Regions from separate parts of the Homo sapiens genome. Here region 1 is linked to region 2. A link is a contact called in ENCODE Hi-C data. All regions are on one chromosome and are shown on one strand. The core of a region is the stretch at or near the end of the contact, and the rest is flanking DNA. Distances in the headings are between cores, read along the strand shown. Region 1 holds the start of WDR26 (WD repeat domain 26). Region 2 holds the start of LYPLAL1 (lysophospholipase like 1).

Evidence for each region. Hi-C counts contacts between places; a loop is a spot of excess contacts on that map. Pooled maps may share reads with other maps.
Region 1: a map with no recorded cell type shows a loop between it and region 2 (7-fold over the local background). The contact joins the promoter of WDR26 here to the promoter of LYPLAL1 in region 2. A Hi-C loop is called at or near these places in 3 of 37 single-sample maps with no recorded cell type and 3 of 50 pooled maps.

Annotation. Positions count from the first base shown.
Region 1 is chr1:224,432,790-224,436,665 of GRCh38, forward strand. It overlaps WDR26 (WD repeat domain 26), which reads right to left and starts at 2,008. Exons shown (of 14, transcript NM_001379403.1): 1 at 895-2,008. The coding sequence starts at 1,616. It also overlaps a transcript of CNIH3 not described here. RefSeq lists a silencer at 1,987-2,386 and an enhancer at 2,727-2,916.
Region 2 is chr1:219,171,428-219,175,248 of GRCh38, forward strand. It overlaps LYPLAL1 (lysophospholipase like 1), which reads left to right and starts at 2,451. Exons shown (of 5, transcript NM_138794.5): 1 at 2,451-2,554. The coding sequence starts at 2,464. It overlaps LYPLAL1-DT (LYPLAL1 divergent transcript), which reads right to left and starts at 2,361. Exons shown (of 5, transcript NR_038845.1): 1 at 2,043-2,361. RefSeq lists enhancers at 2,282-2,331, 2,412-2,741.

The DNA.
Region 1 (3,876 bases), core at 758-3,257, 5.3 Mb after region 2:
TTCTGACTCCGTCTCTTGCACCTCCTTCATCAGGCACTCCCACCAATCCTACCTTCCACCCCCTTAGTTTTTCTTTGTGTGTATACAAAACGGTGGTTTTTGTCCAAGGTCGCTGTCTACCTTCACCCTATGTTAGGTATACAAGGCCACCTAAATTGTATTTGAAAACAAATGGTTCACCAGATCAGATGTCCCCTTTTCAGAGGCGATCATCTTCTTGGTATTAAACTGAGATTTCAGACTAGTTAGGGTTAGGCCTCTTGTACACACACACAAGGGCCTTTAAACGACATCAACACTGTATCTTCATTATTCGCATCAGATTTATTCAACAACCTCTTTCCAAATGATCCCAGCCCCTCCGTTCCCATAAACACTTGTAGGTGATTGTCTTTCCTGATTGGTAGTTTGCTTGGGTTGTTGTCTGCCACGGTTGGGGGTGGGGAGGTGTCCCACAAAGATGCCTCCAAGATACACTTGAAAAACAAATCCTCCAAGGTTCATTATTTCCACCAGCTCTAATCCACCCCTCCCCCAACACATACAGAAACACACTCCCGCATCTGTCTTTATTGACAGACAATTAAGCTCTGAAGGTGCGTGGGGAGAAGTCATTCTTTGGGTTTCTCCTAACCCTTCCTAACCCCTCAACGCCTGTCTCGTCTCACAATTTGTCAGACTGATTGATTTTCCCCTATTTCCTTTCAGGTCCGCTCCTCCTCCCCGGTCGCCCTGAGCCGCGTCCTCCTGTGTACTGGGTCCTGCGTGCCCAGCACTCATTCTCTTTGACCGAGCTCTTTCAAGCCCCCCTCCCCCCTCCGCCCCTTCCCCTACCCCCCTGGAGCCTCCGTCCCTCGGTCTGTCCATCACCAGCTGGCGGTAAGGGATACTTACTTGAGCCCTAAGCCATTCAAGTGCTGTCCTATTAGCCTAATGACATCCTCATCTGACTGGGAGAGCCGCTTCTTCTTCTTGAGGCTGCTGCCCAGTTCTGGGGTGGCCAAGGAAGAGGAGGCGGCGGTGGTGGCGGAGGCAGCTGCGACGGTGGCTGAGGATGCGGCGGCCGCCCCGCCGGGAACCCCGTTATTGACATTCAGGCTGTTGCTATTGTTGCTGGCGGCGGAGGGGGCGGAAGGCAGGAGCCCATTGGCGTGGGCCAGGTCCCCCGCGGACGACGACGACGAGGGGGACGACTCCCCGTTCTGGGCCGACAAGCAGGCGAGTTCCGGGGTCTGTCCCTGGCCCCCGCCGCCCCCTCCTCCTCCACCGCCGCCGCCGCCACCTCCTCCTCCTCCTCCTGCCCCATTGGCCTGCATGATGCTGCCGCTGACCAGGCTGTGGCCGCTACTTCGGTGGGGGACAGCAGCGGCGGCGGGAGGGGCAGCAGCCGGGGGAAGTCCCACCACTACCACCACGGAGGAGGAGGAGGAGGAGGAGGACGAGGACGACGAGGACGGAGGGGAGAGGCCTGCTCTGCCTGCCGAAGCCCCGGGCTCTCCTACTCCCTCCGCCGCCGAGGCTCGGGGTTTCTTCCGCGGGGGCGGGGAGGCTCCGCCGGTGTCCGAGTCGGAGGAGGAGGAAGCGGAGGCCAGAGTTTCCTCGCCGAGAGAGGCCGTGGTGGGAAGCCGGTGGGGCGAGGCGGGGGAGGGGAGGCGGGGGCCGGGGAGAGGGTCGGGGTGAGGGGGGCCGGGGAGGCGGGGAGGGGGTCAGGGTAGGAGGGTGAGGGTGAGGGTGAGAGGAGGGGGAGGAGGAGGAGGGGGAGAAGGAGGATCCGGGCCCTTTCCCCCCCCCCTCCCGGAGGCAGCTCGGGGTGCGCGGCCCGGGGGTCGCGCCGGGGGGCGCCGCGGGGCGGCTGCGGGGGCGCGGGGCCCGCCGCTGGGCTGAGCCCCGGCAGTGGCTGCGGCGGCGGCGGCGGCGGGCGGCAGCGGAGGCAGCTGCCGCCTCTGTCCTCGGATCCGCTCCGCTCTGCTCCCTGGTGTGTTGATTCTTCCCCCAGCTGCTGCCTAATGGAGTCCAGGCGCTCGCGTCACAGGAAATGCCTATACTGCCCTCCTCACTCACTTCCGGTGGCAGGTATGGAACCTATAGGGGGCCTGTCACCCAGCACGTGCATCGGGGGCTGTCCCGGGGGTCAGGGGAGGGAGGCCAGCGGGCCGGCGGGGTCCGCCCCGACCCCATCCACGACCCCGACTCCTATCCGATCCTATCCCCGGCCCCGCTCGGGCCTTTCCCCTTGCGCCCTGGCTCGGCTGGCTCGACGAGCAGTAAGTTCGTAGCCGCCCTCCGAAGCCGGGCGTGCATGGGATGGCAGAGTTGGCGTGCGTGCGTGAGTCCACCAGTGTGGCATGGGCATGTAAGGTGCGCGGAGGGACTGCACCTTCTCCATCAGGTGCAGAAGGTGAGGATGGGGCAGGGGGCTAGGAGCTTCGACAGGCAGGAACTTCCAGGCACAGGGCTGTGGTAGGCCCCTCTCAATGGTAACCAGGACCGAAATCGGGTTTCACAACCTACTTGTTTTAGGGTGGAAAAACTTGAATTTCCACAGCCAAGTGCCACACAGTTGCTGTACCCGGGGCCATCCCGGGAGCTGTGAGATAATGAGCCGGTGAGACTCTGCTCCACCCTGGGAAGGGGAGTTAGTCTAGAGGAGCATATCTTATGGGGACAAGAAGTCACAAAAAGGCTGTGTGGTGTGTAGAGAAGGGGAGGGACTCTGCTGTTGAGGCTTCACTCTTTTTTAGCACTTGCCCAGCACCTCCTTCTCTCTTCCAGCTGCCTCTTGAGTCACTGCCCAGTTTAGGGAGCAGTAACATAAACCAAACAGTTGCCTCCAAAATATGCATTCTGAGAAGGATTCAGGCACCCATTCAGATCCAGGCTTGAAATTTTTACGTGGCATGTGAGCCTTCTGTGTCATCATGACTTACCAATTTATGTGAATGTAGAAATGCAGCAACAAAGACTGGGCTGAATCTTAATCATTGGCAAATGGTGTGCATTATCCCCAAACAATTATTTTCATGTATGTGGTTGATAGCATCTATACTCAATATGTATAAAGATTTTCTCAGAAATTTAAAGTCTTTCTCTGAAGTAGTTTTCCTGTGGGGAGGGGAAAAAAAACACCTTAGTTTCTAATTAATACATCATACATCGCTGATATTTATTATAGTAATAACTGAAAGTAATTTTGAGGCCTTTGGAGACAGTTGTTTTTAAATTTGGAAATACAATAAAAAATGATGCTGATGAGAAATTAGTAAAGAATCCTGAGGTTTATGGATCCTCAGACAGGAAGAAGTAAGAGGAAGGTCAATGCAGGATCTTACAGGGATTTGGTTTTGTAGTTCTTACTGCTTAAATTTGCTTCCAGGTGGCAGCTGTAATTGCAAGGTGACTCACATACAGTGTTTATATTCACCTGAGGCCGACCTGAGTTCTAGTTGAGGTTCATAGAGCTCTGTCACTGTATCCAGCAGAGCCTGAATTACTAGATAGTTAACACCCTCAGAGAGCCCTGTTTGTATATTAACTTTAGACAACCTTATTATTAAAAGTGTTGTTTAGGCAAAATTTAATTTTTGCAAAATGGTTTATAATAATTTATTAGGCCCATAGCAACATTGAAGACTTGCTTCTGAATAAAGACTGTAGGTTTTATAAAGGAAATCAGTCACTTCATGGCAGCTACAGACAAAGCTCACACTTCATTAACAAAAGTAAAATGATGAAAAATAAATTGGATTCCATTGCTATCTAAACTCTATATTCCAGTTTTTCTAATTTTTAGGTAACCAACACTGCTCGTGTTAGAATTCTGAATTTATAAAGTCCCTTACAGAACATTTTTCTCTGTACTAAAACACAGCTTGAGAA
Region 2 (3,821 bases), core at 1,201-3,700:
TAAAATAGCACTTTGGTTAAGTGTGGAAGAATCTGGCTCATTCTAATAATGAATCTGGGAAGGCTGGAGTTCTCAGTGAAATTCAGAATACAGAAGGTTGCTTCTGGTATTTACCACCTGCTTATCTACCTGTTTAAACTGGTAGAATAGTTGGAAGAACAAATCAGGAACTAATAGCAGTAGACTTGGGAAAAACTAAAGAAGCACAGGAACACCTAATAAATAGAGACTCTAAAGGGCCACAATACAAATTCCAGACTTTTGTTTTTGAAATAAGAGTTGCGACATGCCCTTGCTTCATTTCTGTGCACTCATGTGTAAATGTGGGTAATAGTTAAGAACCTATGCTCTGGAGTCAAGCCCAGCATGTGAATCCAGGTTCTACAATTGACTGGCACTATGACTTTGAGCCAGGTTCCTTACCTCTTTGAGCCTCATTGACAAAAGCAGATAGTAATAGTACTGAGTTTTATTGGAATTAATTTATGACAGTTTTTGGCACCTACTGAATCCCATGAATATTAGTTGCTTATTATTATTAATAATCATTACTCTTAAATAATTATATTCTGATTTTTTGCTGTCTCAAAAGCGTGGGGTGGTGTACAGTAAGATTTTCAGGTAGTAAATGGAGTTCTAAGAGTAGAACTTAAAGCCTTCCCTGTATATCTCCAAGTGGTCTTTCCTAGTAGCACTGCCCTCTTCTCACCTGGCTAGGGAAGGTTATCTAGAACTCATACGGGGAAGGCAGGTCAAAAGACAGAGGTTTTTCTTTTAAGAATTGGCTATCAGAGCTCAGCCTACCCTAGTTTGTCCTCCTCAGGGACTTCACTTATACAACTCTCTGCTGCAGATCTATGGGCTTTGGAGAAATGACTCAGAATTTCTTTTTGATTTGGTTAACTAATGGCATGTAGGACCATTCTTGTTGATGGTATTGTTATTAATATAACACCATGATAGCTTAGAGCTGATTTTGGCAACTAATGTTGATAGTAAACAGTTTACTTACCTGTAAGTAGGGTGATTACCTGGAACAAATAAAAGGTAAGTTGTAATTGCTAAAATGTAATGCAGACTACAATGAATGGAAGGCCAGTGTTTAATGGTACTTAAGCTTTTACTGGGTTATTTTGTTGAATTTTACATGAGGCAAGAGCAACCTGCTGGGGCCACTGCCTTCAGTATTAAAAGATACCTATGTTTTGGACTTTATACAGGAAATAATTCCATTTCTTAGTATTTTTAAAATTATGGTAAAATACACATAAAATTTACTAGGTGTATAGTTCACTGGCAGTTATTAACACTGTTGTACAACCATCATCACTGTCCATTTTTAAAAATGTTTCACTATCTAAGCAGAAACTCTTGTACTCATTAAACAACAACCTCCCAACTCCCTCTTCCCTTAGTCCCTGGTAACCTCTAATTTCACTTTCTGTCCCTATGCATTTGCCAATTCTAGATATCTCATGTAAGTGGAATCATACAATTATTTGTCCTTTTGTGTCTGGCTTCACTCGGCATAATGTTTTCAAGGTTCATCCATGTTGTAGCATGTATCCGAATCACATTCTTTTTACAGGCTGAATAATATTCCATTCCAATATGTACATAGCACATTTGGTTTATCTCTCCATCTGTAGATGAACATTTGAGTTGTTTCCACTTTTTGGTACTTGTGAATAATGCTGCTACAGAACACTGAAGTACAAGTATTTGTTTGAGTCCCTGCTTTCATCTCTTTTGGGTATATACCTAGAAGTGGAACTGCTAGTACCTATGCTAAGTCAATGTTTAACTTGTTGAGGAGCCACCAAATTATTTCTATTGCCGCAACATCATTTTACATTCTGATCAGCTATGCACAAGGTTTCTAATTTCTACACATCTTTACTAATACTTATTTTCTGTTTTTTTGATAAGAGCCATTCTAATGGGTATATAAAGCAGAATCTCATTAAATTAGATTTGCTTTGTAAACTATTTATTAAAAATAAGAGACACGAAGAGAACTTATTATTATATGCTTCGCTTACCCTGTATATCAAGAGCTGCAAACATCCTGTGCGAGTCCCAAAGTGAAAGGTAAAATATGGTTCTATTAAATTTTAAACATAGTAACACGAATATTTCTCCAAATAAGGTAATCTTGAGTTTTGGGATTGCATTTAAAATTCCTACAGCAAATGCTCAGGATATAAACATATCCATTAGTCATTACAGAAGTCCACACGAGGCTGACACACGTAGAATACCATTATTAGCAAAACTAAACTCAGTACAGTTACAACTGCCTCAAACTTGACCCCAAAGTATTGAAAGCTCCTCAGAGAGCGGGCCAGCAGCGCTGCGCATGCGCGCTCCCGGGCGTGCTCCCGCGCGTGCCTGCGTATTTGCGTGCGCGGCCCCGCGCGGCAACGCAGGGGCGGAACCGCATGACTGGCAGTGGCATCAGCGATGGCGGCTGCGTCGGGGTCGGTTCTGCAGCGCTGTATCGTGTCGCCGGCAGGGAGGCATAGCGCCTCTCTGATCTTCCTGCATGGCTCAGGTGGATTTCAATTTTACGTCCTGGTTTTCTACAGCTCGGGAAACATCCTCCCCTCGGTTACCCCAGTATTGCCCAAGTGGAGGTGTCGCCGGGCCCAAATAGGGCCCAGTGGGTGGCTCCCCCGTCGCCAGCCCCGGCTGTAGATGCACGGGCAGCGCCACCTGCCCCCAGCCTCCCCCGTTAGTCTTCCTCTTTCTATCGGGCGGTCACTGGTCCACCACCCTCGCTTTGGGGCCTTGTGTCCCGCCGCTCAGCCAGCCCTCCATCCCCACAACACACCTCCCCATTCCTCGCCCCAAGTTTAAACAGAGCAAGTTAGTAAGGTAAGTCTTCTGCTAGAGGGAAATTATTTAGTGTTTTTCATTATCAGCTACTAGTGATTTTTCAGTCGTAATTGCCCATTGCTTTTTCCAGGCTCCCATACTAATGTAGACAATTGAGATTCACAGTTAACTTAGATACTGTTTACAGATTATCTCTTTTCTGTAAGCCACTGTGCCATGGCTGGAGTGCTTTCTCTCACTTTCCTTTTTGCTGCTTCTCTTTCCTTCCTTTCCCTTTCCCGCCTGTGTCATTAAACTTCCAAGATAGACTACAGGGGCAGGACCCCCAGGGACAGGCATCTTCCACTACCTGCCCTTAGTAACGTGTGCTTAATGCTGTATCGTTACTTAACACTCATCTGTAATCACTTTTGTCTGTCTTCCCCACTGGATTGTGAACTTCCCACTGGATTATGAGAGTAAGGGCCCTTGTGTCAACCTTTGCACCCCCAGTGCTTGGCCCAGGGTAAGCTCTCAGGAAATGTTTTTTAAAGAAATGAGATGCAGCCGGTGTCCTCAGGGGGCCTACCTAAAGTTAAAAACAAAAACAATCCAATTAGTTTGAGTCAGCAGTGCATGGAAGATCACAAGACGGTGCATGGTTTCCTGCCAAGTGAATTGTAAGAGAAAAAAATGTGGTTAGGCATTATTAAGGCATTTGGAAGATGAAAAGCTTGTCAGACTTTTCGAAGAAAGTGGTCTTTGAGCCGAGACGGGTAGGCTTAAATGGGACGGTGATTGGAAGGGAATTGGAAAGGTACTGGGCAGAGACCTGGAAAAGGGCAATTGTGGGAGGTATTCTCTTTATTTTGAAAATGAGGCCAGACAGGTTCAGCAGCTTGGCCAAGGTCTCTTAGCTGTTACTGTGAGTAGTGGCGGATTTGGGATTAGAACCCAAAGCTCTCCGACCTCAAACTCAGGGCTTTGGTGGGGTAAGGTGAAAA